Linked DNA regions of Mus musculus: region 1 is linked to region 2. The links are chromatin loops, found by intact Hi-C in ENCODE. Cell type or tissue: left cerebral cortex. All regions are shown on one strand. Each heading gives the region's core, and the rest is flanking DNA. Links, peaks and the distances in the headings are about the cores only. Region 1 holds the start of Syce2 (synaptonemal complex central element protein 2). Region 2 overlaps Mast1 (microtubule associated serine/threonine kinase 1).

Region 1 (14,749 bases), core at 1-8,000, 52 kb after region 2:
GCAGTGGCACATGCCTTTAATCCCAGCACTTGGGAGGTAGAAGCAGGTGGGTTTCTGAGTTCGTGGCCAGCCTGGTCTACATAGTGTGTTCCAGGACAGCCAGAGTTACACAGAGAAACCCTGTCTCCAAAAAAAAAAAAAAAGAAAAAAGAAAAAGAAAGAAAAACAAAAACCAAGAGAAAATGAGTCTAAACATGAGGATTCTATGCATCCTGAAATTAAACCTTGTGGATATCAAAAGGAGACTGCCAGTACCCAGAACCAATGTGGGCACCTGTTGTTAGCATTTCCTGTAGGCTCCGCCCAAGAGTTACCTAGCAACAGCCAGGTAAGACCCTGGCTCACAGGTAAGGACTATTTGGCTCTGGTGTCTGTCTCCCCTCCCCTCCTCTCTCTCCATCTTCCCTCTCTCTCCATCTTTCCATTTCCTCCCTCTTTCGCTCTCGCTCTCTATTTTCCTCCACCTCTCCCTTCTCGCCAGTAAACTTCCTCTATATGAGGTCTGTCTCATGGCTGTCCTCACGAGGACACCTAGGCCGGGCCCGCCACGGTGCTCCACTTGTCCTCTGCGGCTTCATAAAACACCAACCTGGAAGGTGTTAAATCACCCGTGGACCAAGGCCCAGGGCAGACCACGTGGAATGACCTACGTGACCAAGGCGGGGCCCCGGAAGGGCAGCTGGGCCTGTCACTCCTCACCTCGGGGCCACTGAGCCGGGCGTCTCCTCGTGGTTCTCACTCTGCCGATGCTCTCCGCTCTCCACAATCGCCGGCGGCTCCTGGTCCTTTAACTCCACGGGAGGCGCGGCCACCTGCGAGCGCAGCCAGCTCTGAGAGGCGGGGTGGGGAAGCTCAAAAGGGACGCGCTAGCAGGGAGGCCCCGGGGTCAGGACCCTCGGGGCCGCAATGGGGGGCGCGCTAACACCTTCCCGCGGAGAGTAGTTAAAAGGAGGCCGAGTGTGGCACACGCCTCGAACCCCTCCTCAGCCTCGGGAGGCGGAGGCAGGCAACCGCTGAGGGTTCGAGGCCCGGCCTGGTCTACACCGTGTGCTGTCTTCGACCAGCTCCTGAAGCGCACCGCACCCCCTCACAGCCTCGTCCACCAGGCCCCACCGTCTCGTTAGTCAGGAAACCTCGCCTCTCCCGGCAAGAGGCGGCTCCAACCGCGGGGAACAGGGCCCGGGTTCGAATGTGTGGAGGAAGTCTCTGTTCCCCGCGGCCCTAAGCCCCGTCGCCCGCCTCCCGCCGCCCGCACACGGGAAACCGCACCGCACTCACTCCGTGGCGCTCCATTCCGTCTTTTCCCGCCTCAGCGCCCTCTGCGCACGCCACGCCCCCTGCACGCCCCGCCCCGAGCACGTGCTGAATGAAACGCGCCCTGGCCCCGCCCCCGCCCCCCCCCCCCCGGGGGCGGCGAACTCGAAGGCCCTCCGAACTGGCTCTGCCTTTTGGGCTATGCTGGTGCTATGTGGTAACAGACGGATTTGTGTTGTATGGACCGGTGGGCGTCTGAGCTCATAATGCGTAGGTGCGGGACTCGGGGTCACCTGTGGCCCTCAAGAGTTTGAGGAATTCACACTGCGTCAGAGTTCCGCCCCTTCGATCTACAGTTTGTGTGGCGGCAGTGTCTTTTTAAGACAGGGTTTCTCAGTGTTTCCCTGACTGTCCTAGAACTAGCTCTGTACATCAGACTGGCCTCAAACTCACACTCTCCTGCCTCTGCGGCTAGAGTGCTGGGATCAAAAGTATGCGCCACTAGTGCCCAGATCAAATTCTTTTGGAACAGGGTTCCACTATGTCCCAGCCTAGGACTCTGTAAACCAGGCTGACCTAGAACTCTGAGATCAGCTTGCCTCTCTGCCTTGGAATTGAAGGCAGGCACCACCTAGGAACAACCTTCATTTTATTTTATTTACATGTTATATATGATTTAAACTACTTTTGGGCACCTTCCAACTAAGGCCAGAAGAGGGCATCAGATCCCCTAGTTATAAGCCTCCTGGCATGGATTTTGAAAACCTAATTCCTGTTCCCTGATGCTCTTCATCGATGAGCTGAATTTTATTTTTGTTTTACGTTTGACCTATTTTGTGCATGCCTATGTGCCATCCACTCCGGGAGTGTGGAAGTCAGAGGACAGCCTGAACGAGTCCACAATCTCCTTCCACCGTGTGGGTCATGGAGATGCAACTCAGGTCATCAGACTAGGCAAGCACCTGTACCCACTGAGCCATCTAGAGGGATCTCTTGTGTTTAAGTGGTTTTTTAATACACATTTTTACGGGTGTGGGTGTTTTGACTGCATATATTTATTTCTATACTACGTGTGTGCATAGTGCCCATAGTGGCCAGAAAAGAGGTTCAGGTCCCCTGAGGCTGGAATTACAATTGTGAGCCACCATATGGGTGCTTAAAATTAGACTTGGTCCTCTGCAGGACAAACCAGTACTTAACCTCTGAGCCATCTTTTCAACCCTTTCTGTTTTTGCTGCTACATCCCTAGCAGCTTGGGGCCTGAAATGCTATGTGAGGGAATGAAGAAAGGACAGACACACAGTGAAACTGGGATCCGGTGGCTTCTCTAATGCTATGGCTGCAACCTGGACCCTCAGCTATTTATTAAATACAGCACAGCTAGTCTTGGTAGGAAGAATCTGGGGGTGAGCAATCCTAGCCTGCAAACACCAGGAGAGGAAGCCAGATCTGCTAGCCTTTGTACACTGGTTGATTATCTGGAAGCCATCATTCTGGAACTCTAGGGAAAGAGTTGCCGTTCCTCCTGAGCCTGGTTCATATAGGTAATTGATTAGACAGGTTTTCCAGGGGTCAATTGGTCTTGGACTCCTGTGCCCAGATTAAGATATACATTCAGGCTGGACTCTACCTACTCAGGGCTCCCTCTGCTTGCTTTCTGTCTCTGTATAGCCCTGGCTGTCCTGGAAGCTCTATAGACCAGGCTAGCCTCAAACTCAGAGATCAGCCTGCCTTTGCCCCATCAAGTGCTGATTCAAGGGGGAGGGGTATACCACCAAACCCAGCTGAAAAACTGGCACTCCTAAAATACATTTCCTTTTATTACTGTAGTGATTAAAAACTAAAACTGTTATAAATGTTGCAAAAATAACTGGCAGATCATAAATTTATTGATAGGAGGCAACAAACTAAGTGTTGCTGGGTGATGGTGGTGCACAGCTTTAATCCCAGTGGTCAGGAGGCAAAACCAGGCCCATCTGAGGCCAGCCTGGTCTACAGAGTGAGTTTCAGGACAGCTAGGGCTACAGAGAGCAACCCTGTCTGGAAAAAATGTGGGTGACATAAACCTATATAATCCAATGTCCTCTTCTGGTATGTCTGTGTCTGAAGGCAGCTACAGTGTACTCACATATATAAAATCTTTAAAAAAAGAAAAAAGACATACAGACAAAATAACTATACACATAAAAATAAATTAAAAAGCAAAACAAAACAATCCAAAACACCACCTAAACACCCAAGAGCCAAAGCTCATCTGAAGTCAGCCCCCAGAAAAGCAAGTTCAAATGTAGACCCACAAAGCTTTATGAACGTATTCCTCAGAGCTCATATGATTTTTTTTTTAAATAGTCTAAGTATCTGGCCCAGGGTGGCAGCAAGCTCATGACTGCCCCTGCCACAGCTGCTGGGAGATTGGATTTTTCGGGGAAAAATTAAGAGTAGCTGCTCATCCTTGCTCCCAGTAATCTTAGGATTCCTGGATTTTTACGCTATTTCTGTTCCAAGCCTTAAAATAGCAGGCTTGGCACCAGTTAGTGATCAGTAAGTGCTAGGGGCTGCAGGGTGACTCTGTCAGCAAAGTGCTTGCTGCAGGAGTTCAATAAAAGAATACACAGTAAAGATGAGGGATGTGCATCTATACTCTTAGAGGTGGAGGCCAGGTCCCTGGAGCTTGTCAGGCACCCAGGCCCCAGGCCAATGACAGTCCCTGTCTCAAAAGACATGGACAGTGTTCCTAAGGATGGTACTGAAAATTGTTTCCCATATGTACCTGAACACACACACACACACACACACACACACACACACACACACACACACACAAATAAATGCTCAATGGAGTATGGACCTGGCTTGGGATGACCACGACCTCTTAGGATCACAGACCATGGACGGTCTAAGCCCTGACTCCTAAACTGCATACCAGGAACCATCTCCCAGTTTTCTCCCCACCAAGGACCACATGAACTGGGAGTGAGACAGTGCCCACAAGTCACCTAATGAAATGAATGACAACAGAGTCCTAACAAAAGGCACCAAATGAGGGAATGTGCCCACTTTATTAAAACAGCTGGCCTGCAGGGCCAAACCCACCCTTACAAGCAAACTACACACACCACTAAAAGCCAGCATAAGAACTCCCCATACTTAGAACCCTGCCCCCAGGGTGGGAGAGGCAGGGGGAGTGAGCTGGCCTCACAGAGGCCTCATAAATAGTAGGTCACTGCCAAGAGATGCACAGGGACTAGACAGGGATCTCTGGAACAGCCTATATCATGCAGCCTCCTGTGTCTTTGAGGACCTGGGCTCAATATCCAGTCGGCACACAGGGCTGTCGTATACCATCTGCAGGTTCACCTTGTGGCCCACCAGTTCTCGGATGTTATTGATGCCATATTTGATCATTGTTGGGCTGAGAGTGGAAGGAACAGGGTTTAACACTGAGTCAGATCAGGCTGTTTTCTGCTTCTCAGAGACTCCCTCCCATCTTTCTCAGAATGAATGCCAAAGTGTTCCCCCACGGTGAACATGCTGTACCACTGGCCCAGTCTTACCTCCCATTCTCCCCTTGTTCATGCTTAATCTAGCCTCAGAGCCTGAGTACTGGCTGTGCCTGGTGCCTGGTACACCCTGCCAGATGCCTTCACTGCTCCTCAGCTTCCATGACGCCTTCCTTGATCACCTCATCTAAGTCTTACTCTGTCTTCTCTATAGCACTCCCTGTCCATTCATATCTGGCCTTCTGAATCTCCTTATTGGCCATGCTAGTCACCATTCCACTTCCACTAGGATCCGTGTTGCATGGTATCGGGGAAACATGCCACAATGTTCACAGCTCAGGGCCAGGCACAAAACTTGGCATTCCTATTACAGACTTGTCAGAGGAATGACAATGGAACGACTCAGTGGAATCATCCTAAGTTCCAACGAGGCACTCACCGTTCCAGGGAGAGACCCCAAGCAATGACAGACACATTCTCAGGGAGCCCCATAGGCAGGAGCATCTCAGGGCGGAAGACCCCAGAGTTGCCAACTTCAACCCACTTCTTTAGACCTGTGAGGACAAAGGGAGGCATGTGGATGATCCTGCACAGAGAATGGGAAGATAGGGTAGGAGACTGGCAAAGAGGGTGACCCAGGCAAGTGTGAGGTCCCTTAGACCTCCCTCTGTATGAGTTCCCCATCCCTGACCTTGGTGGTAGCTGAACACTTCCATGCTGGGCTCTGTGTAGGGGTTGTAGGCTGGTTTGAAGCGCAACTGCGTGATTCCTGTAGGGGTTGGCAGGGCAGGCTGATGACCTCAGTGTCACCCTCCCAGGCCCCCAAACACTGCCTGCTTGTGCTGGCTCGACTGCTCACCCAGCTTGGTGAAGAACTCCCTCAGCACACCCATGAGGTGGCCTAGGGTGAGACCATGGTCTGCTATTACACCCTCAATCTGGTGGAACTCCGCCAGGTGCGTGGCGTCCAGCGTCTCATTCCGAAACACACGATCAATAGAGAAGTACTTGGCTGGTGTAAACGGCTTCTGAGGAGGAGGAATGATGGCCAGGCCACGCCTGGCGCTGGCATGGGTCAGAAGGTCTACAGGACAGTACCAGCCACCCACCTGCCCAGGCCAAGCTGTACCTTCTGGGCTAACTGGTAGAGGGCGCGGGCGCTGGCTGCTGTGGTGTGTGTGCGAAGCAGGTTTTTCCGGGCCTCTTCCAGCTTCCAGGTATACTTGTAGCTTCAGGAGGAAAAGCAGGAAGTCTGCCCTGTGGTCCTGGAACCCCAGCCTCCCGCCCCTCTCCAGCCAGTCCTGCTTCTGCCTCACCCCTGTGAGCCGTAGCCACCCTGGGAGTGGGTCCGTTTCACGCGCTGGACATAGCCCATTGGAAGCTGCAGGGCCTCAGCTGGGTCTAGGCAAGACAGAGTCTCGTGGTCAGAGTCACTGCATGCCCGGTATGGCTCCATGGGAGCTCCTGAGCCCCGGCATTCAGGGTCACCTGGCTCTCCTCAGTAGCTGACCTTTCCCTCTCCATCCAGAACCCCCTTCCCTTTGCTTTCCTCTTCACTGTGTGAAAGCCCAAGTTTCCCTCTGGCTCTGACATATTACCTCCTGCTCTGGTCTCCTCTCATTCCTATGTGACCATGACCTGCAGTCACAGGGCCACCAGCTGACATTTCAGCCTCAGGCCCTTTGCGCTGGCCTCCACCTCTAACTATGTCATATAGTCCTCTTCCCTTACTTCTTGTTTTTTTTTTTCTTGATACTTGATCTGACTGTAGCTCACTATGCAAACCAGACTGGCCTTGAACTTAGAGAGCCATCTGCCTCTGCCTCCCAAATGCTGTGATAAAAGGTATATGCTACCACAACCCAACCTTGTTTAAGACTCAAGCAACACGTGCTTCCAACCTCCCCTAGCCCTAGAGGCACACATTAGTATCTCCAGTGGTTTTGTTTTTTTTGTTTGTTTGTTTGTTTGTTTGTTTAGTTTTTCAAGACAGGGTTTCTCTGTGTAGCCCTGGCTGTTCTGGAACTCACTCTGTAGACCAGGCTGGCCTCAAACTAGAAATCCTCCTGCCTCTGCCTCCCAAATGCTGGGATTAAAGGTGTGCGCCACCACTGCCCGGCTATCTCCAGTGATTTTTAACCCCTTGTCCCACTATATAGATTCTTCAGGAACTATCTAGTCAGGAAATGGATCTCCCTGGGGTGAGGGAATTCTGTCCTACTCAAAGCTATGACTCAGTTGGTAACAGCCATCTTAGCATTCAGGAGGATCTTCAGGGAGGCCTCGAAGTATGTGACTTTTCCCCAATGTTTCCTGGAACCCAGGGCCTTCCTCAGGTTTAGCAAGTGTTAATCCACTAACATGCACCCCCAGAAGCAAATGAGCAAAACAGTTCTTTTTTTTTTTTAGGAACTTACAATTTTCCCCTCAGCCTCCTGAGTAGTCCTGACAGGAAAGAGCCACCAACCATATCCACCTCAAATGTGAACTTTTTGGGAATGGTAACAACATAGTTTTGGTTCCTGTAAGTCTTTTGCATGTAACAGCTGTATAGCATTAGGCAAATGATGTTCTTTCTGTGCCTCAGTTTCCTCAGTGGTAAATGAGGGCCAACAGTACCACAGTGTATGGTTGGAAGGTTCAGAACAACGGAGCAGAAGGTGAGCTTTGGGTACCATGACAACAGCAACACCATTGCTGCTACATTGGCACGGGTACTTAGGAAGCTCATCTGCTCGCTTCAGAGGCGAGAAGACAACCAGTCTGAGAAGCCATTCATTTCAGAGAGATCAAGGACAGTGAAATAGGGAATGGCCTGTGACAAGGGACAGAGAACTTGGGGACAGAAAACTTGCCAACATGCAGGAAATCCTGGATTCCACATTGTGGCTACATAGTAACTTGTAGGCCAGCTACAGAGTGGGACCCTGTCTTAAAACAACTCAAAATAATGAGGGAAGATTAGCACTTCAAAAGCAGAGGCAGGAGGACATGAGTTCAAGGCCAGCCTGGGCTACAGTGGGGGACTCTAGCTGAAAAAACAAAAAACAACCAAGTTAAAAGTGGAGTGATGTGCATGTCCAGAACCAAGAAAAATAAGCTTCTATTTAATGGGTCTTTTTTATTTTTCAATTGTGTGTATACCTTATCTGTGTGTGGTTGGTTGTAATGCACATGAGCTTGTGTGCCTTAGCCCAGATGGCAGATTCCTTGGAGCTGGAGTTAAAGGCTGTTGTGAGCATCAAATATGGTGCTGGGAACTCAACTAGGCCACATATGTGCTTCAGTTTAGTGAAAAGGATTCTGGCCTCAAGTAAACACTGGAGGGCTTACATGATAGTGAGGGGGAAAGGACAGAGCCAGGGTGGAGTTTGATTACCTATTTATGCTAAGGACAGATAAAATCCAGGTTCCAATATGCCACACTCTAGCCCTTAGGTGGCATTAAAAATCTTGGACATGAGGCCAGGCAGTGATGATGCATGCCTTTTATCCCAGCACTCAGGAGGCAGAGACAGAAGCGGGTGAATCTCTAATTTTCAGGTCAGCCTTGTCTACAGGGAGTTTCAGGACAGCCACGGCTACCAAGAAACCCTGTCCCCAGGGGGAAAAAAAAAAACAAAACAAAACCCTGGGAAATGCTGGCGTGGTGGCCCATGCCTGTAGTACAACCCTGGGACATGCTAGGCATGGTGGCCCATGCCTGTAGTACAACCCTGGGACATGCTAGGCATGGTGGCCCATGCCTATAGTACAAACACTAGGGAGGCAGAAGACAGTGGATCTTTGTGAGTCTGAGGCCAGCCTGGTCTACATAATGAGTTTCAGGGCAGCCAGTAGAATTCTGAATAAAATGAAATAAAAATGCATTGTGACATATACCTTTAAGCCTAGCCTTAGTAGGGCAGGGAAATCCTTGTGAGAGCCATGTCTACATGAGCTCTAGACTAGTCAAGGCCACATAGCAAAACCCTTTTTCTCTATAAAAACAAAACAAAAGAACTCTGAGTGATTGGCCTAAACTGACAGAGCCCCCAGGGCAGGTCTGGCAAGTTCAGAAAGCAGAGCCTAGGCACTGTGGGGAGAGATCACAGTGGAGGACGGGACCAGCTGGCCACAGGGAGGTCAGATCTCAGTTTATAAAATACGATATATCCCTTCCCTAAAGCTTTATCCAGACTTGAGACTTCTGCTACCACATTGGCCAGGCTCCCGGGCTACCAACCTCGCAGGAAGAAAGTATCATGTTGGTCACGTGCTGGGTGCTGCTGAGGCTGAAAGAGTGCATCAAAGTTCCAGAAGGAGCTCTCAATGAAATTGTCCGTAGGCATCTCAGTGAACCTGCAGGAGACATGACTGACTGCCCTGCTGCCCTGTGTCTGGTAGCTTCCAACCCCCATCCCAGGCCCTGTGCTCACCCCATCTCCAAGAAGATTTGTCGGAACTGAGAGCGGACCTTGAGCAAGGGGTGCAGGTGGCCACTATCTGGGAGCACACCACGGGCAGAGAAGTTGTAGGGTTTGAAAGGTCGGTCCCTCCAAGAGCCACTATGGGAGATTCAGGGTGTAAAGGCGTGAGGAGAGCTGCCCGACCCTCCCTGACACCCTCTCAACTCCCCTCTCCCTACCTGGAGATCATCTCTGGGCTCAGCTCTGCCTCCTGCTTAGACACGCTTGTGCTGAAGGCCTTGCCCTTGCTCACCCAGTAGGTTTTCAGGATCCTGTGAACACAGGAGGAGAAGGGACATTAATGTCATCTCCAGAGCCATTGGATACTAATCCCAGAACCAACTATGAAATCACTCTGGTTTTAGGTTGTTGTTGATGTTTTAAAAGATTTCACATATGCCACACTGACCTGGAATTTGCTATATATTCAAGCATGACCTTGAACTGATTCTCCTGCATATGCCGTAATTATAGGCCTACATCACACCAGGATTATGTGGTGCTAAGGAGCAAACTCAGGACTCAGTGCACAGCAATCAACTAAGCTACATCTTGGAACCTGCCTTACTTTGTTTTTTGTTTTCTCTAGAGAGGATCAGGTTACATAGTAAATGCTGACAATGGAAGCTTTAGGCATTAAATGACAAAGTGTCTTTATCTACATTGGGGTTTTTTTTTTTGTTTTGTTTGTTTTTGACAGAAAGTTGCCATGGAGCCCTGGCTGACTTGCAACTCCTTTGTAGACCAGATTAGCCTTAAACTCACAGATCCACCTGTCTCTGCTTCTTCCTGTGCTGGGATTTAAGGGTAATTAATGACCATGCCCAACTGCTTTTTCTCTCTCTGGTGGTAGAGATCAAGCCCAGGGCCTTGGGCATACCAGGCAAGAATCTTACAAAACTGAGCCATACCGCCAGTTTTGTTTTTATTTATGTGTATTGCCCATGTCTGTATGTTTGTGTGAACGTATAACACTTGTGTGTGTGTGTGCCTATAGGGGCCAGAAGAAGGTATCAGATCCCCTGGAGCTGTTCTTAACACAGGCATTAGAGCTAAAGTGGCAGACAGTTTTGAGCTGTCCAACATGGGCACCAGGAGCCTAACACAGTGGTTAGGAACAGCAAGAGCTCTGAACCAGAGACATCTCTCCACCGCCCCAGCTTTTAAAAAGTACTTTAAGAGCCATTATCACATTCATTTGTCTGTTTGTGTGTGTGCAGGTGTGTGTACATGTGCAGCTCATATGTGGAAGTCAGAAAACAACTTCAAGAATAAGTTCTTTCCTTCTGCCATGTGGAAACCAGGGATGGAATTCAAGTTAGCAGCCTGGTAGCAATACCTTTAGTCACTGAGCTATTTTTCTGACCTTCATTTTTGTCTTTTTTTTTTGGTTTTTCGAGACAGGGTTTCTCTATAAAGCCTAGCTGTCCTGGAACTCACTTTGTAGACCAGGCTGGCCTCGAATTCAGAAATCCACCCTGCCTCTGCCTCCCAAGTTCTGGGATTAAAGGCGTGCGCCACCACCGCCCAGCTTTTTTTTTTGAATAGGTGTTTTATATAGTACAGGCTGGCCTTGAACTCCTGATCTTTCCTCGTTCATTCTGCAATATTTATTGTCTTCTTTTTTTTTTTTTTTTTTTTTTTAAAGATTTATTTATTTATTATATGTAGGTACACTGTAGCTGTCCTCAGACACTCCAGAAGAGGGAGTCAGATCTCATTAAGGATGGTTGTGAGCCACCATGTGGTTGCTGGGATTTGAACTCCTGACCTTCGGAAGAGCAGTCGGGTGCTCTTACCCACTGAGCCATCTCACCAGCCCCATTTGAAACTTTCTTATCTGGCCACTACCCTTCTACCTGTTCATACAATTATTTGTTCTATAAACAGTGAGAACATTTATACCAAAGTCCATTCAAGTAGGACATGATATCAGCAAAGTATTGAGGGTTTATTTTGGGTTAGGATCTGTTATTCCACAACCCTATGAGAAGCTATTTTATTTTTTGGTTGTGAGGCTAGTCTTTAACGGCTGAGACATCTCTCCAGCCTGAGAAGGTATTTTATAAGTAAAGAAGCTTAGCTGGGAAAAGCCAGGTAAGTTGGCCACAGTTATATAGCTAACTAGTTGCAGAGCCTAGACTTTCCTACATCCCCATTTCTTTTTGTTTGTTTGTTTTGTTTTTGTTTTTGTATTTTGTTTTTTCGAGACAGGGTTTCTCTGTGCAGTCCTGGCTGTCTTGGAACTCACTCTGTAGACCAGGCTGGCCTCGAACTCAGAAACCCACCTGCCTCTGCCTCCCAAGTGCTGGGATTAAAGGCGTGTGCCACCACTGCCTGGCTCACATCCCCATCTCTTTAATGTTTTTATGAGACAGGCTTCACTCTGTAGTCCAGGCTGGCCTAGAACTCACAATCACCCATCTCAGCTGCACGTAGTCTGCCTCAGTATGGCTTCACTTGAGTGACATATGAGCAGGAGTTTCATTGGCTGACTGCCTGGAAGGTAACAGAAAGCCATTGCTTAGCAGCAGGTGCAGCAAGAGCAAAGGCAGAAGAGTTGCCTGAGCTCAGCACAAACTAGAAAACCCTGAGTAAGGCTGGGTGTAGTGGTTCTAGTCTCTAATCCCAGCACTAGTGAGGCAGAGGCATGAAGATCTCTGCAAATTTGTGGATAGCCTGAACTACATGTTGAGTACATGAACTACATTAGGCTAGCCAGGACTACATAGAAAAACCCTCAAAACCAAGAAACCAAACAACAAGCACAGTAACAAATCCTGTGTAAAGGGGTTTTGGTGAAGACTGACAACAGCAGCCACTGGGTGTGGGCTAGGCGGCTCTCTCCCTTCATCCTCACGCACACAGGTAAAAGGGCCTAGCTGCAGCAGCCACTTACACTTCCGTCAGCAGCTTCCTCTTCCTGAGCTCATTCCGTTCCTTTTCAGCCAGCTTCTCAGCCTGGCCTGCCTGGACCAGCTGCAACCGCTTCTGCACTTCATCCTCTATACTGTCCACCTGCCACAGGACAAGGAAATGAGGGCGGTGTCTGTCCCACTCGTCTTTGCCTCCAGCCTGCGGGGCCATCTCCCTGCAGGACTCACCACTCGGAACACCCGGGGCCCGTCGGCGGCACTCTTGTCCACTCGGATCCACTTGTTGGACATGGCCTTGCTGAAGCCCACCTTGCCGCTGGGCAGGTGCTAGAGAAGTGGAACTGTGATGAGTGCTCTTTTCCAGGGCCACTTGCACCCCATCCCCTCCCTGGACCCCAGCCCGGCCCTACCATGAGCTCACTCTGCACCAGGCCCTCGAGAGGGATGCTTCTAAACACACGGGCCTCATGGCTGCCCTCCCGGGCAATCTCCTCACCCTCAGTAGTCAGCTCCCAGCACTTGGTAGAACGAAGCTCAGCCTCAATGACCTGCAAAGAAATGAATGGCACAATGTTCAAAACCACCACCACCCTCAGCATTGGGCCAGAGATTCAAAGACAGCCTCAGAGCTGGAGACACGTCTTAGTAGTCAAAACATGCACTGCTTTTACCCCAACCACATAGGGTGGCCCACAGCCACTGCTAACTCTAATTCCATGGGCTCTAACTTCTCCAGCTTCCAGGAGTATTTGCACTCACCTGCACATATGCACGCACACGTGTGTGCACCACACACACAAAATAAATCAGCACCTTTAATCTCAGTAGTAGGGAGGCAGAGGCAGGTAGACCTGGTACACTTATCAAGTACCAGGCTAGTCAGGGGTACAAAATGAGACCCTATCTAAAAAATAAACTAATTAAATTCAGAGGGCAGTCCCAAAACTGTGTTACATCTCAATGTTACTACTTTTCATATGTTGGGGAAGAGAGAGGACAGAGGATGGAAGAGGGAGAGAGTGACTGAGTGAGTGAGAGGGAGCGCGAGGGAAAGGCATGTTATCTCGGTTTTCATTCAAGACTTTGCTTTACTATATATCCCAAGAGGGATTCAAATGCCTGGACCTCTGTAATCTTCCTGCCTCATTCTCCCGTTTTGGGACTATTGGTTGCATACTAATGTTCTTATCTGAAACAATTCTTTTCTTTTTTTCAGATTTCTTCTTCTTCTTTTTCTTAATTTACATGTATGTGGGTGCGCCTGCATGGGTTTATGGACACCATCTACCCTTAGGATGGAGAGGCCAGAGGCTTCAGATCCCTTGGAGCTGTGATTAGTGTGGATGCTAGGACCCAAACCCAGGTGCTCTGGAAAAGCAGCCAGTGCTCTTAATCACTGAGCCTTATTTCCCGCCCCATAGACAAACTTTTGCTTTGTTTTGGAGACCAGGTTTCTCTGTGAAGCCTTGGCTGTTCTGAAACTTGCACCCTAGACCAGGCTGGCCTCAAACTCGGAGCTCTACCTGCCTCTTCCTAACAAGTGCTGGGATTGATGGCATGGCCACCACCAACCCGGTTCAGACAAGTTCTTTTTCAGTGCTAGGAATGAGACACTGGGCATGCTAGAGGAGCCTTCTGCCACTGCAGCACACCCTGAGCCTTTGTGCCTTCCTCTTCCTTCTGTGTGTGCAGTGTGTAAGCACATGGGATGAACAGGTACACATGTGCTTGGTGGACAGAGGAAGCCAGTCACACTCTATCACCCTTTGCTTGTTCCCTTGAGAGGGTCTCACAAAGAAACTCGAGCTCACCATTTTTCATCTACGCCGGTACCAAGCCCATCCTAACAACCCTTCTGTCTCCAGAGCTCCAGGTTACTGGGCTCGAGAGGCCATGCTGAGCTTTTACACATGTGCGTGGATCTGACTTCAGGTCGTATGCCAAGTGCTCCTTCTGACTGAGCCATGTCCCCCTAATCTTGTATCTTGACTGCACATGTCTTTCATCATTTATACACAGGCTGCTAAAAGCACTTTTCTTTAATTTTACAGAAAGGCTTGAACAAATGGCCTTTCTATAATATACCAAAGTATACCCAACTCTAACTCCTAAACCGATGCAGTACTTGTTTACAATGTAAAGGCTTGGGCTGGAGAGATGGCTCAGCGGTTGAGAGCACTGACTGCTCTTCCCGAGGTCCTGAGTTCAAGTCCCAGCAACCATATGGTCACTCACAGCCATCTGTAATGGGATCCAATGCCCTCTTCTGGAGTGTCTGAAGACAGCTACAGTGTACTCATATAAATAAAATAAATAAATCTTTAGTCGGGTGGTGGTGGCACACGCCTTTAATCCCAGCACTCGGGAGGCAGAGGTAGGTGAATTTCTGAGTTCGAGGCCAGCCTGGTCTACAAAGTGAGTTCCAGGACAGTCAGGGCTACACAGAGAAACCCTGTCTCGAAAAACCAAAAAAATAAAAATAAAAAAATAAAAAATAAATTTAAAAAAATAATAAATCTTTAAAAGAAAAAAAAGAATTTAACGGTTTAATGGCAAAGATCAGGGGAGAAAAGAATATCGAAGTTTATTTTAAATAATTGGCTGAAAAATAAAATCAAGAAAGCCATGAGCCGTATCCCTGGCACCTATATCATATTCCCCATCTATCCAC
Region 2 (15,043 bases), core at 4,571-12,570:
TCTGTTGTATGGCAGAATACCGTGGCATAGCCTGTAATGCCCCCTGGAGACTCTAAAATAGGAACCTTAGGAGTCCAAGACCAGCCTAAGCTACATGAGACCTTTCCTCCACCCCTTACCACCACTGGTGGGGGAGCAGCGTAAGGAAGGAAGAAGGAAAAAGAAAAAAGGAAAGGCTGGGCAGTGGTGGCGCACACCTTTAATCCCAGCACTTAAGAAGCAGAGGCAGGGTGATCTCTGAGTTTGAGGCCAGCCTAATCTACAGAGTAAGTTTCAGGATAGAGGATAGCCAGGGCTACATAGAGAAACCCTGTCTCAGAAAAACCAAACCAACCAACCAAAAAAAAAAAAAAAAAAAAAGGAAGAAGCAAAGAGCTTGCTTTTCATGCCTGAGGCCCTGGGCTTGATCTCCAGTACCACAGAAGAAAGAAGGATGGGAGGAGGGAAGGGAAGGAAAAGAAAAAGCTAACTCTCCAGTCAAGGGTTGGAGCAGAGCAGGTGATCCACAGGGGTGATCCAAGCATAAAAAACAGCTAATACCAAGGCTCCGGGGGCAGAACCGGATCTGCCATGTTCAAAGATCTGCAGGAGCAGTAGGGATGGAATAGAGCGGGCAGAGGTACGCGTAGGAAGAATGACAGCAAGGAGGTAAGGCCAGGAGGTCTAGTGGAAGGACTTGAGAGCGCACTGTAAGGTAGGAGCCAATGGATGGTTCTGCATAGCAATCTTCCCCAACCCCTTGGTGGTTTGAGATAGAATCTCAGTGTAACCGAGGCTGGCCTCAAACCCTCTGTCCTCTTAAGCGCTGGGATCACAGATGGGAGCCCCAGGCCAGGGTCCAGTGCTGTGCTGCCCCCGCGGTGGCTCTGACCCACCGCCCTCCCCGTAGTCCTCCTGCTCCTCCCAGGAGCGCCTGCATCAACTACCGTACCAGCCCACCGTGGACGAGCTGCACTTTCTGTCCAAACACTTCGGCAGCACCGAGAGCATCACCGACGAGGATGGTGGCCGCCGCTCTCCCGCCGTGCGTCCTCGCTCTCGCAGCCTCAGGTGCGCAGGCACTGAACCTCCCTTCTGGAGGGATGAGATTTGGTGCATGACCAGGGAATCTTCGGTCCTGGGAAAATGTAGTGGAGTGCGAGATGGGGCGGGGGAGAGGGAAAGGCAGCGGCGGGGGTGGGGGTGGAGTGGGGGCGGGGCAACACTAAGTCAGGGGACTGGACAGGATGAACTTCTTCTCCTGCAGCCCCGGCCGCTCCCCCTCCTCCTACGACAACGAAATTGTGATGATGAACCATGTGTACAAGGAGCGGTTCCCAAAGGTGAAACAACCCGCCCCCCCCCGCGCCCCCCACTCCCACATCACACGACTTCCCTTAGTTCGCTTGAGCGCCTGAGCTCTGTGCGCCCCCTAGCGATCAGGACGCGCGGCTCCAGTGACCACAGCCTCCTAGAGCCTTGCATCCCTGTACCGTTGTCCAGGCCACTGCACAGATGGAAGAGAAGCTGCGGGACTTCGCCCGCGCCTATGAACCTGACAGCGTGCTGCCGCTGGCCGACGGCGTGCTCAGCTTCATCCACCATCAGATCATTGAACTGGCCCGAGACTGCCTTACCAAGTCCCGCGATGGGCTCATCACCACGGTCTATTTCTATGAACTGCAGGAAAACCTAGAGAAGCTGCTGCAGGACGTGAGTGCCAATGACCTCAGGCCCCGCCCATGAGCAGGACAGACCCCACCCGGTTCCTACACCCGTCAAGAGCAGTATTCCAGGCTGGCAGGGTACTGTGGTTCCCACTCTAGGTCTGATGGAGGAGTTGGAAGTTTGTCTCCATACAGGCCCTTCAGTTATTTATGCAACTGTCACCCTTTCTGGTGGCCTCCTAGACCCTCCCCCTTACCCCTCATTAGGAATTGAACTCTGTGAACCAGTGGCCTTGAGGCAAGTGCTTTACCACTGAACTGCATTTCCCCTTCCTTCCTTCCTTCCTTCCTTCCTCCTTCCCTTCTTTCTATTCAAAACAGGGTATCCAGTAGTGCTGGCTGGTCTCCAATTTGTCATGTAGCTGAGGATGGTCTTGAACTTGAGAATCTTCAGTTTCCACCTATTGAGTGCTGGGATTACAGTCTTATGCCACTGCCAACTTCCACTTATGAGATGCTGGGGATGGAACCTAGGACCTCTACATGCCAGGAGAGCAGCACTCTACTAACTAAGCTACACTCCTGGTTAACACTAAGTTGTCCACTAACTAGCCTTGAAATCACTGCAGAGCCCCTGCAGGCTGTGGATTTGACACCTTCCTGTCTCAGCTTCCTGAGTAGCTGGAGTCTCAGGCCTGCAGTACCACACCCAGGCCGTGTGCTAGTTCAAACCCTGTATAAGCAATACATCATTCTATACATTTTTGCTTATTTTCTTTCTTGGCTTTGGTACTACTGTGTCAGGACCATGACTGGGAAGGTAAAGTTCTGTTCAATACAGAGTCCCTGGTGTCTGGCATGGGGCCCAGCTCAACAAATATTGCTAACATGTCTCTGAGAGCATGGCTCTTTGGTTTGCCTAACATGGGTAGCCCTAGGTTCCATCCCTAGCAGAATACACACACACACACACACACACACACACACACACACACACACACACACCATTACTTAAACAAGTGTGTGAGCCTGCTGTGACAGCACACACCTGTCATCCCAGCACTAGGAAAGAGCATCCCAAGTTCCAGGCCAGCCTGGCCTACACAGCAGACCTTGCTTATTGATTAATTAATTAATTAATTAATTAAAAGGGTATACAACTAACAGCAAACAAGATAATACCCTATCCATGTTAAAGACTGTGGAGAACGCTTTCTGAGCACTTCCTGTGCACTGGGCCCTGGCAGCTCAGAAGACAAGTATGTCTGCCGTCTCTTGGGTGCAAATCCTTGTTCAGGAATCATGGGAAAGAGAGCAAGGATCATGGTGTCAGCTGACATTAGGGCTAGGACACAAACAAAACAGTAACTGGGTGCTTCACCCAGAGACCCTAGAAGGGCTCTCTGGGGGATGTGACAGGAATAGGGACAAGAGTGAGTAGATGGCATGTGTGGGGAGAGGCAGGAGGATGGCCTTAAGCAGAGGAAACAGTAGGCTTGGTGGTAGCTGTTTTTCTTTTCTTCCTTCCTTCCTTCCTTCCTTCCTTCCTTCCTTCCTTCCTTCCTCCCTCCCTCCCTCCCTCCCTCCTCCCTCCCTCCCTTACTTTCTCTCTCTCTCTTTATTTCTTTCTTAAAAGATTTATGTGTTTATTTTATGTATGTGAGTACATTGTCCTTGTTTTCAGACACACCAGAAGAGGGCATCGGATCCCATTACAGATAGTTGTGAGCCACCATGTGGTTGCTGGGAATTGAACTTATGTCCTCTGGAAGAACAGTCTGTGCTCTTAACCACTGAGCCATCTCTCCAGCCCCAAGAGGGCAACTTTTTCTTTCTTTCTTTCTTTCTTTCTTTCTTTCTTTCTTTCTTTCTTTCTTTCTTTCTTTCTTTCTTTCTTTCTTTCTCTCTCTCTCTCTCTCTCTCTCTCTCTTTCTTTCTTTCTTCCTTTCTTTTTCTTCCCTCCCCCTCTCTCTCTCTTTCTTTTCTCAAAACAGGGTTTCTCTGTATAGTCCTGATTGTCATGGAACTCACTTTGTAGACCAGGCTGGCCTCGAACTCAGAAATCTGCCTGCCTCTGCCTCCCGAGTGCTAGGATTAAAGGCATTCGCCACCACTGCCTAGCCAAGGGCAACTTTTGAAGGTCACTTCTCTCTTTCCACTGGGGGTTCTGGGATCAAACTCAGGTTATCATGTTTTATAGCAAGTGTTCTTATCTACTGAACCATTTGTCTGCTCACCCCTACCCACTTGTGTGTGTGAGAGTGTGTGTGTGTGTGTGAGTGTGTGTGTGTGTGTGTGTGTAGGATAAAGCCCAGGTTAGCAGGGCCTCATCACTCACTGAGCCACATCTATGGCTCCAAGATGTGTGCCTCATTTACTTTAATAAGCATCACCTTGGAAGAATGATAGGCATGGTGATCCCTTTCTGCCTACAATAGGAGACAACCCACTCTCAAAAGTTGTCCTGTGGATCCCACACATGCACCATGACACACACATTCCTGCACTCATATATGTCACACATCAACAATAACAATAATAATAAATAGCTGGGCAGTGGTGGTGCAAGACTTTAATCCCAGCACTTGGGAGCTTCAGGCAGATCTCTGAGTTTGAGGCCAGCCTGGCCTACAGATTGTGTTCCAGGACAGCCAGGGCTATACAGAGAAACCCTGTCTCAAAAAAACATAATAATAATAATGATAATAATCCTCCACTATTTTGGAGAGGGTCTTACTTGCTTACTTACTGGCACCACAGTCCTCTTCTGTAAATGAGACACCAGGAACACCTCGGGCTCTGCATCCCCAGGGTCTGGGAAAGCAGCCAGGATGAGCAGTTGACCTGTGAGCCCCACTTCCCCATTTACTCCACTCCAGGCTTATGAACGCTCGGAGAGCTTGGAGGTAGCCTTTGTCACTCAGCTGGTGAAGAAACTTCTCATAATCATCTCTCGCCCTGCAAGGCTTCTGGAGTGCCTGGTGAGGGGCGCCTTGGGAGTGTGGGGGATGGGTGGCTCCTCGGGAGTGTGGGGATGGGGCGACCCTCAGTGGGCACAGCAAGCTGAGCCCATCCCTGCCCTAGGAATTCAACCCAGAAGAGTTCTACCACCTTCTGGAGGCAGCCGAGGGACATGCCAAGGAGGGCCACCTGGTCAAAACTGACATCCCCCGATACATCATCCGACAGCTGGGCCTCACTCGGGACCCCTTTCCAGGTGTGCGAGGGGCCTGAGGGGGCGGGCTGAGCAGCAGGACAGTCACTCACACCCACCTCCTTGTAGATGTGGTGCGCCTGGAGGAGCAGGACAGCGGGGGCTCCAACACTCCGGAGCAAGACGACACATCTGAGGTAAGCTGTGGCCAAGGCCTGGTGCTCAGGCCAACCAGGGGCCGTCTGCCTCAGGCTGAGTACCAGTGTCTTGGTTCCACACTCTGAGCCTCAGTTTCACCATCTATACACTAGCTCTTTCTCCCTGAGTTGTGTGCGTGCGTGTGTGTGTGTGCATGCGTGTGTGAGTGTGTGTTTGTGTGTGTGTTGATAGAGTGGGACCCAGAGCTTTATTCGAGTTAAGTGCTCCACAGAGCTACGTCCTCAGACTTGTTGTTACTCTAGCATTAATTTGTTTATTAATTAATATTTGTGTGCACATCTGTGTGCAGGTGCAGATGGGTGGGGGTGTCCAAGAAGGCCAGCAGAGGGTGTCAGATCCCCTGGAGCTGGAGTGACAGGCAGGTGTGAGCCACTTGGCATGGTTGCTAAGAGCCAAACTCTTGACCTCTGGAAGACCAGCACTCTTATCTGAGGAGCCATCCCTTCAGCGTGTGTGTGTGTGTGTGTGTGTGTGTGTGTGTGTGCGTGCTCGAGTACACAGGTGGAAATCAGAGATGGTATCTAGTGTCTTCCTCAATTGCTCTAGGTCATGTTTTTTGAAATACGATATCTCACTGGAGCCGGGCGTGGTGGTGCATGCCTTTAATCCCAGCACTTGAGAGGCAGAGACAGGCGGATTTCTGAGTTTGAGGCCAGCCTGGTCTACAGAGTGAGTTCCAGGACAGCCAGGGCTACAGAGAGAAACCCTGTCTTGAAAAACGAAACCAAAAAAAAAAAAGTCCTGTTACATTTATATATATATATATATAATGTGTACGTGTGTCGAGATCAGAAGACAACTTGAAAAAGCCAGCTTCTCCATCTACAAGTTTATCCTGGAGATTGAACTCAGTCTGTCAAATGTAGTGGCAAGCAAGCCCCTTTACCCACTGAGCCACCTTGCCAGCTGCCAACTTCTAGGAACATTTCATACATGTTGTGTGACTAGCCATTTTGTAGGTTTCCTATCTTTCCTAAAAGCAGAAGTTGGAAATATGACAGCAGAGAGTATTTGAGTTCAAGTGTTCTTTTTTCTTACTGTGCAAACTGGAGAAAGGAGTTTTTACTCCCTTCTGGTCCTCAGTTTCCCCATATGTAAAGGTGGTGATGATGGTGGTGGTCTTGCACTTTCCCCTGCAGGGTCGCAGCAGCACCTCCAAGGCCAAGAAACCTCCCGGTGAAAGTGACTTTGACACTATCAAGCTCATTAGCAATGGTGCCTACGGGTGAGCCACCCGGGGCTCTGGCGGGGGAGGGTGGCGGAGGCCGGGTGTCTCGGAGGTGATGGCCGGTCCTCGCTCTCTTCCCCCGCAGAGCCGTCTACCTGGTGCGGCACCGGGACACGAGGCAGCGCTTCGCCATGAAGAAGATCAACAAACAGAACCTGATCCTGCGCAACCAGATCCAGCAGGCGTTTGTGGAGCGCGACATCCTCACGTTTGCAGAGAACCCATTTGTGGTCGGCATGTTCTGCTCCTTTGAGACCCGGCGCCACCTTTGCATGGTCATGGAGTATGTGGAAGGTACGGCCATCTTTGGGCACCGCTGCGCCAGTCAATGCAGCAGGGTCACACACTTGACCCAGGGTCACCCTATCTGATCATATGCTTGCTTTCTCAACTGTTTGCTATCCTGTCCTTGATGTCTGCCTACTCTGCCCATGGTTTGTTCGGTATAATTTTTGTTTTAAGACAGGGTCTCAGTATGTAGCCCATGTTGGCCTCAAACTCTGGTCTTCCATCTTCATCCTCCTGAGTGCTGAGGTTCGTCAGACTTATTTGTTAGCTGTGGGTCTTCAGGTGGGCAGGGCTTACTTTGTACTAAGTCTGTCTTTCTTTCTTTCTTTCTTTCTTTCTTTCTTTCTTTCTTTCTTTCTTTCTTTCTTTCTTTCTTTCTTTCTTTCTTTCTTTCTTTCTTTCTTTCTTTCTTTTTATGGTTTTCCGACACAGGGTTTGTAGCTCTGGCTGTCCTGGAACTCACTTTGTAGACCAGGCTGGCCTCAAATTCAGAAATCCGCCTGCCTCTGCCTCCCGAGTGCTGGGATTAAAGGCTTGCGCCACCACGCCCAGCTGTTTTAATTCTTTTTTTTTTTAAAGATTTATTTATTTATTATATGTAAGTACACTGTAGCTGTCTTCAGACACTTCAGAAGAGGGCGTCAGATCTTGTTACAAATGGTTGTGAGCCACCATGTGGTTGCTGGGATTTGAACTCTGGACCTTCAGAAGAGCAGTCGGGTGCTCTTACCCACTGAGCCATCTCACCAGCCCCGGCTCTTTTAATTCTTAATTAAGTTATAATTCCTATTATTATGCAAACACCCCCACTCTATATGTGTCTTCTCATCCATTTGTTTATTGAAGCAATTCTTTCTTTACATTCTTTTCCTTCTCTGCTCATCTATGCATTATCCATCCAATTCTTCTCCTCCCCCCTCCCATGCATACGCGTGCGCACGTACTCTCTCTTCCTGAAATAGTCCATCTCCTTCCTCAGTGTCCACGTAGCTGAGAATTCAGGTGTGCAGCTTCATTCATTTCTTCCTTCCACTTTCTGTTTGTTCCTCCATAATTGCTTTTTGTGGGGTGCTGGGGATGGAACCCATAACCCTAGTGCTTCACTGGGGGATTCTAGGCAGTGGCTCTCCTCTGAGTCACATCCCCAGGCAGAGACAGTTCCAGGCCAGCTTCAGTTATAATTTAGTTAACAGTAAATATTATTATAAGTAGAATATTACAGATAAAGTTAATTAAATGATTACAATACCAACTAACTAAAGCTCATTGTTTACATTATCATTCACACTTTACATTTTACTTTTTTTTTTTCCATCTTAAGGTATGGCTGAGCCATGTTGGAATTCACACTCAAGGCCTTTTGTGTGCTTGGCTTCAGCCCCAGCCATTTTATCTATCTTTTTCTATCTTGTGTAGCAAGGAAACATAGGAACTTATATGCTATGCCGCCTTTAGGAATGGCTGCATCTAGGTGCTCTTACCAAGCTATTGGCTGTCACATAGCACTGCTTTCTCACATGACATGCCTGTTCCCTTCTGATGCACCACAGTGTAGCTGCTCCCTCTGGATGCACCATAGAGTAGCAAGGCTGCCGTCCATCCGATTGCACACTATGTTTAATGCTCATGTGAAAGGGCACAAACCTGTTGCATATTGACCTAGGTGGTTTGCCTTGAGTGACATCTACCCCTGTAAGAAAAGAAAAGAGCGGGTATCAGGCAAACTAAACTACGAATGTTGGACAGTGCCCTGGTTCAGTAGTAAAGCACCTATCTAGAATCCACTGAGGAGGGGGAGGGGGTGTGGCTCCACGCTGGAATTATCTCTGAGTATGCACAAGGGCCTGGATCCCATTTGCAGCTAAATAACATGTGGCTCACACTCCTCCTGGGTGGAAGCCAGCAACCCACACTTAAAAACCCTTGACCCTCAAGGATCAGTTGTCAAGAGGCCAAGAGTCATGCTTTCTTTGACTCTAAACAAAACTCACTATCATCAACTTCCTGTGTGACCAGACTTCTCTCTGAGTCCTTATGAAGTAAGTGGGTTGGACATGCCAATTTCAGAGGGTGACTAATAACATGAGGTAAGCCTAGGAGAATGCGGCTCTTTCTGAGACTTGGAAAGGCTCCCATTTCTAGTTTTCCCCTTCTGCAAAATGGGTACAAGGGAAGTAGAGAAACAGTGAATGTTGTGTGCCTGGCTTTGGGTATGGAAGTAACTCTCTCTTTACCTGAATCTCTTCCCTGGCTCTCAGGTGGTGACTGTGCCACTCTCCTCAAGAACATTGGGGCACTGCCTGTGGAGATGGCGCGAATGTATTTTGCAGAAACAGTTCTAGCCCTTGAGTACTTACACAATTATGGCATCGTGCACCGTGACCTCAAGCCAGACAAGTGAGCTTTGGCCTTCTTTATTCCTCTCCCATTGTTCCTTGGAAGACCCAGGGGTGAAGGGCAAGGATCTCACTTCTGAAACCTGCTCTGTGTCCTTGTCCCTGAAGCCTCCTCATTACTTCCATGGGCCACATCAAGCTCACGGATTTTGGCCTCTCCAAGATGGGACTCATGAGCCTGACCACCAACTTATATGAGGGGCACATTGAGAAGGATGCCCGGGAGTTCCTGGACAAACAGGTGTGTGGCGGGCATGGGAGTCACCAAGGGTGGAGTGACCTGGAAGGACCTCAGGGGCCCAGGGCCTGGTGGGAGGGCACAGCTCTCCCTTGAGGCCCCTTCTGTGGCCAGGGCACAGGCTGACCACCTGCCCCCAGGTGTGTGGGACCCCAGAGTACATCGCACCCGAGGTCATCCTGCGCCAGGGCTACGGCAAGCCAGTGGACTGGTGGGCTATGGGGATCATTCTCTACGAGTTCCTGGTGGGCTGTGTGCCTTTCTTCGGGGATACCCCAGAAGAGCTCTTTGGACAGGTCATCAGCGGTACGTGACTCCTAGGTGGGAGGTGGGACTATGAAAAGATGGGCAGCCTGAGGCGACCTCAGCTTCATTTTTCTTTGCAGATGACATACTGTGGCCTGAAGGGGACGAGGCCCTGCCCACAGATGCACAGCTTCTAATATCTAGCCTCTTGCAGACCAACCCCCTGGTCCGGCTTGGGGCAGGTAAGAGGCCTTCTGCAAAGACAGCTGAGATGGGAGCAGGTTGCTGTCCCAGCTTGAGCTGAGGCCTGGGGCAGTAATTGGGCTTGGTGTGCTGGGCAGGCGCTGGGTACCTTTCTCATCTTCTGTCCATAGGTGGTGCTTTTGAGGTGAAGCAGCATAGTTTCTTCCGAGACCTGGACTGGACAGGGCTACTGCGGCAGAAGGCGGAGTTCATCCCCCACCTAGAGTCAGAAGATGACACCAGCTACTTTGACAGTGAGTTGGGGGTAGGGAGAGACACAATGCCAGGTCCGAGTATAGAATGGGATCCAAAGAGAGGGCCCACAGTGAGGACTGGGATGGAGCCTGGCTAAGGGTATGTGGGGATAAAAAGGCTGACACTGGTCAGGCCAGGTGGTACAGGCCTGTCATCCCAGAGACTAAGAAGTCATGGCTTTCTATACTACACAGAGAAGTCAAGGCCAGCCTAAGCAACTTAGTGGGACCCCATTTTAAAATAAAAAGTGAGTCTGGATATTGTGGCTGATGCCTGCTATCCCAGCACTTGGGAGGAATTCAAGGTCAGCCTCAAGTACCTAACAAGTTCAAGGCTGCCTTGGTTATAGTAAAGTGTTTTAAAGTTGGGCATGGTGGTACATGACTTTAATCCCAGCCCTTGGAAAACAGATGCAGGCATATCTCTCTGAGCTCCAGGCTGAGACTCTGTCAAAATGGGTGTTGGTGCTGGAGAGCTGGCTGCTCTTTCTAGAAGATCTGGGTTTCATTTCCTAGCATTCACCTTCTCAGTCACAAACACAGTTCTAGAGGACCCAACACTCACTCCCAACCATCATGGACATGCGGCATGAGAGTGGCACAGAGTTACACACAGGCAGAACATGCACACACTTTAAAACAATATAGAAATAACAAAAGCCGTAAAGAAGGTTTAGTTCAAGAGCCCTTGCTGCTCTCGGGATGATACAGACTCTGTTCCCATGCTAGAGGGTGGAGGTTGAGTGTGAGCAGGGGGTATTCAAAAACATCTGTAACTGCAGATTCAGAGGACCCAGTGCCTCACTCTCCCCAGACACCTATACTCAAGCTGTGTTCTGGTGTGTGCACACAGGCACGCATGCATGTGCACACACACACACACACACACACACACACACGCACAGATACACCATTTATACAATTAAAAAGAAAAAGTAAAGAGGGAAGCTGGTTAGGGATACAGCCCAGGGTTAGTGCTTGCTTAGTATGGGAGAGAACCTGGTTTCAAGTCTCAGTAAGGTTGAAAAAAAAAAAAAAGATAAGAGACAACACCCAAACTGACTGCCTTTGGGAACAATGATGCTTGTGCTAAGAACCAGACAAGGATGAGCTTGGCATGTTGGTACACCCCTTTAATCCCAGCACTCGGGAGGCAGAGGCAGGCAGATCTCTGAGTTCAAGGCCAGCCTGGTCTACAGAGTGAGTTCCAGGACAGCCAGGGCTACACAAAAAAACCCTGTTTCAAAAAAACAACCAACCAACAAAAAAACCCAAAAGCACTGAGCAAGGACTTCGGTAGGGGACAGGGGTGGAGGCTCAACGTGAGAGAACTATCATGTTGGGCCTTGGCTTTTGTTAGATGATAGGACTATGACCAAGAAGGGGCAAAACCTACAGCAGCCTGAGGTGGAGCCAGGGTGCAGGGTGCTGTAAACTCATCTGGTATTGTAGCAAATCCAGAACTCTGGGCAGAGATTTGAAGAATGGGGGAGGGGGAAAGGGGGAAGGGAAAGTCTAGGGAAGAGGGTGTGGAGAGGACAAGAGTTTGGCTGGGCTCTGAGGAGGCGGCGGTTCTCCAGCCCGCTCCGACAGGTATCACCATGTGAACTCCTATGATGAGGACGACACCACCGAAGAGGAGCCCGTGGAGATCCGCCAATTCTCCTCCTGCTCGCCGCGCTTCAGCAAGGTGCGCCGAGCGGGACTTGAGCCTGGAAGGTCTTTGGGCACTAATGTCCCAGGCATCTGAGGTCTCAGTTTGGAAAATTAGAGAGGGGTTGGGAACTAGAGAGTTGAGAGGTCTTGTTTGGAGGACGAGTTGGAGTTGGCATTTGGATTGGCGTGAGAGTAGGGGAGGGCCAAAGCTGTGCAAAGCCTTAGCAGTACTGAGCAACTGGAAGGATGCCTGGTCCAGCCTGGAGACGTATAGATAGGAATTAGGGAAGGCCTATAAAACCGGGCTAAGTAGAGCAAGGCAGGCTTAACTTTGCATGAGGTCTCTCGAAGGTGCAGAGAATTGTAGAATTGAGCAGGCAGAAGACAGGGCGCGGTTTGCGCCCTCCGGTTGCAGAAAACTGATTGGCTCCCGCGCGAAGGCGTACTCAAGCACCTTCCACTCTGCTCTTAGGTGTACAGCAGTATGGAGCAGCTGTCTCAGCACGAGCCTAAGACCCCCGTCTCAGCATCTGGGGCCAGCAAGCGGGACCCAAGCGCTAAGGGCCCGGAGGAGAAAGTGGCCGGCAAGAGGGAGGGACTGGGTGGCCTGACTCTGCGTGAGAAGACCTGGAGAGGGGGCTCTCCAGAGATGTAAGCAGAGGGCTATAGAGGGGCTCGAGGGCGGGGCCAAATGGGAGTGTTCCTACTGATCTGGTTTTCTCCATGCAGTAAGCGCTTCTCAGCGTCTGAAGCCAGTTTTCTGGAAGGAGAGGCCAGTCCCCCGCTGGGAGCGCGCAGACGTTTCTCAGCACTGCTGGAGCCCAGCCGCTTCACTGCCCCTCAAGAGGATGAAGATGAGGCTCGACTCCGCAGACCTCCTCGACCCAGCTCCGATCCCCCTAGCTCACTGGACACACGCGTCCCCAAAGAGGCAGTTCAAGGAGAGGGCACGTCCACCCCCGGGGAACCCGAGGCCAGTGAGTGCCTTCTCTAGCCTTTTCCCAGTTCCACGGGCGATCTATTGAGCATCCTTTTAATGTATATAGTACAGTTTATGCAAGATCTCACGCGCTATTCATGCACCTATCTGTGAGTATTACCACCGAGAACGTCTGCAGGGGTCGGGGAGGCTCAGGGGCAGAGCCCCTGCCTAGAATCATCCTGTGGAGGACCTGAGGCCGTGGCTTAACACCCAGAATTTAGATTTCTCTGTCTGTCTCTATCTCTTTCTGTGTCTTTCTCTCCCTGGAGCACCCAGGGTTTGGAGAGATACCCCCGTGGTTAAAAGCACTTGCTGCTCTTTCAGAGAATGCAGGTTTGGTTCCAGAACCCAGAGTGGCTTTCAATCATTCATAGCTCCAGTTTCAGGGAATCCGACACCCTCTTCTGACATTGCAGACACTACACATACGATGCATATACATACATGCAGGCAAAACACTCACTCATAAAAATAAATATAAGCCGGGTGTGGTGGTGCACTCGGGAGGCAGAGGCAGGTGGATTTCTGAGTTCGAGGCCAGCCTGGTCTACAAAGTGAGTTCCAGGACAGCCAGAGCTATACAGAGAAACCCTGTCTGGAAAAACCATAAACAAACAAACAAACAAACAAACAAAATAAGAGCACTAAACCAAGAGTGGTGGCACACACTGTAGCCCCTCATTTCAGTGGTGATCTCTCTTGAGTTTGAGGTCAGCCTGGTCTACATAGTGAGCTCTAGAATAGACCCTGTCTCCAAACAAACAAACAAACAAACAAACAAACAAACAAACAAACAAACGAACACTCACTGTTCTAGGCTAGCATTTGGCCAAACTGAAGGGTAGTGATGCTTTCCCTGTGCCAGAGGTTGTGTCACAGGTATTTGTGACCTGCTCTGTGAAGTTCAAGGAATAAGAACAGCACATGAAAGTCCCTGACCTGATAGCTCTTATCCTTTGCAGCTGAGCGCTCACATCCAGGTGACCTCGGCCCACCCTCCAAGGATGGAGACCCATCAGGCCCTAGGGCCACCAACGACCTGGTTTTGCGAAGGGCAAGGCACCAGCAGCTGTCTGGGGATCTTGCTGTGGAGAAGCGACCGTCTCGAACTGGGGGCAAAGTTATCAAGTCGGCTTCAGCTACAGCCTTGTCAGTCATGATTCCTGCAGGTGAAGTGGGGCACCACACACCAGGGAAGGGGCTCCCTGCAATTGTGGCAGGAAGGTTGTTTGGCCTCAGGGTGGAGTAATGAAGAACCCGCTCTGGGGTTTTAGGATAGAGGAGCAGAGTGTGAGGTTTGCCCTGATCTCTAACCATCATGGTTTTGTGCCTGTAGTGGACCCACATGGAGGCTCACCCCTGGCTAGTCCCATGTCCCCTCGATCTCTCTCCTCCAATCCATCCTCACGGGACTCTTCGCCTAGCCGAGACTACTCACCAGCTGTCAGTGGACTCCGTTCCCCCATCACCATCCAACGCTCAGGCAAGAAATATGGGTTCACACTGCGAGCCATCCGTGTCTACATGGGCGACTCCGATGTCTACAGTGTCCACCACATTGTTTGGGTGAGTCTCATAGGCTCATAGTCTCATAGCAGTTACAAAGCCAAAATGGCCCGAAGATACAAAAGGTCTCCGGCTAAAGATGGCCAAGAGAGGTGGGTAGGGCCATAAGTAGCTTCTTCTACCAATGGGCGGTGTTAGAGTGGGAGATGCGCAGACAATGAATGAGGGGGGAAAGGAGCCTTGGGGTGCACAGTGCAGTTTGGGTGAGATTTCTCTTTCCAGTTAGTTCTCCAACCTCAAGTTATTCATCTATGCAAAAGGGAGACGAGTTATTACTACTTCATAAAAAGTCAACGCAAGAAAACGTGGATCTGTCCGAACAATCTTTCAATCATGACCCTGTTGGTTTACAGCACGTGGAGGAAGGAGGCCCAGCCCAAGAGGCAGGGCTCTGTGCTGGGGACCTCATCACTCACGTGAATGGTGAGCCCGTGCATGGTATGGTGCATCCTGAGGTGGTAGAGCTGATCCTGAAGGTGAATGTAGGGATGGGCTTCGATGGGTGGGGGGTGTGGACCAGGACCCAGCAGCCACTAACAAATGAGTTACCCTCCCTTCTCCCAGAGTGGCAACAAAGTAGCTGTGACCACCACACCCTTTGAAAACACTTCCATCCGGATTGGGCCTGCCAGGCGCAGCAGTTACAAAGCCAAAATGGCCCGAAGGAACAAAAGGCCTTCGGCCAAAGACGGCCAGGAGAGGTGGGTGGGGCCATAATAGCTTATCCTTCTACCAATGGGCAGTGTTAGAGTGAGAGGTGCGCAGACAAGTACCTTAGGGGAAAGAACAGTATGGGGGTGGGGTGGGGAGCGGAAGGCTGGGAAAGTGGGAGGAGCCAAGAAAGGAAACTATTCAAAAGCATTTTGAGTGAGCCCTTGAGCAGGTTAGACTTGTTTCAACAGGAGTAGAGGAGCTGAGATAAAGGCT

The links. Hi-C counts contacts between places; a loop is a spot of excess contacts. Peaks named below come from ENCODE experiments on the same cell type or tissue, not always from the same donor. Only the 100,000 strongest peaks of a DNase experiment are listed, where the experiment ranks them.
Region 1: it touches region 2 in a loop (2.0-fold over the local background); 1 of 42 quality-filtered maps calls a loop at or near these places.

What each region holds. Positions count from the first base shown.
Region 1 is chr8:84,858,783-84,873,531 of GRCm38, reverse strand. It overlaps Farsa (phenylalanyl-tRNA synthetase, alpha subunit), which reads right to left. Exons shown (of 13, transcript NM_025648.3): 2 at 12,489-12,626; 3 at 12,307-12,405; 4 at 12,102-12,220; 5 at 9,382-9,474; 6 at 9,173-9,301; 7 at 8,980-9,095; 8 at 6,071-6,155; 9 at 5,884-5,983; 10 at 5,614-5,782; 11 at 5,446-5,523; 12 at 5,194-5,308; 13 at 4,275-4,666. The coding sequence ends at 4,528. Syce2 (synaptonemal complex central element protein 2) reads right to left here and starts at 1,421. Exons shown (of 5, transcript NM_027954.3): 1 at 1,279-1,421; 2 at 700-812. The coding sequence starts at 1,293. Mir7069 (microRNA 7069) reads right to left here and starts at 5,585; the gene lies at 5,524-5,585. In left cerebral cortex, for the core only: a CTCF peak has its summit at 1,960 (motif pointing right); DNase peaks (open chromatin) are centred at 1,350, 1,981 and 4,805; H3K4me3 peaks cover 1,127 bases.
Region 2 is chr8:84,915,229-84,930,271 of GRCm38, reverse strand. Mast1 (microtubule associated serine/threonine kinase 1) reads left to right here. Exons shown (of 26, transcript NM_019945.2): 5 at 890-1,050; 6 at 1,247-1,322; 7 at 1,483-1,692; 8 at 4,526-4,627; 9 at 4,731-4,863; 10 at 4,930-4,997; 11 at 6,159-6,244; 12 at 6,333-6,541; 13 at 8,794-8,932; 14 at 9,040-9,172; 15 at 9,310-9,475; 16 at 9,556-9,657; 17 at 9,790-9,912; 18 at 11,493-11,602; 6 more. Gm38426 (predicted gene, 38426) reads right to left here. Exons shown (of 3, transcript NR_103491.1): 2 at 9,768-9,878; 3 at 7,357-8,225. Among named protein-coding and RNA genes, the nearest start is that of Gm38426, 9.4 kb to the right of the region's middle. In left cerebral cortex, for the core only: no CTCF peak of the experiment used is centred there; no DNase peak of the experiment used is centred there.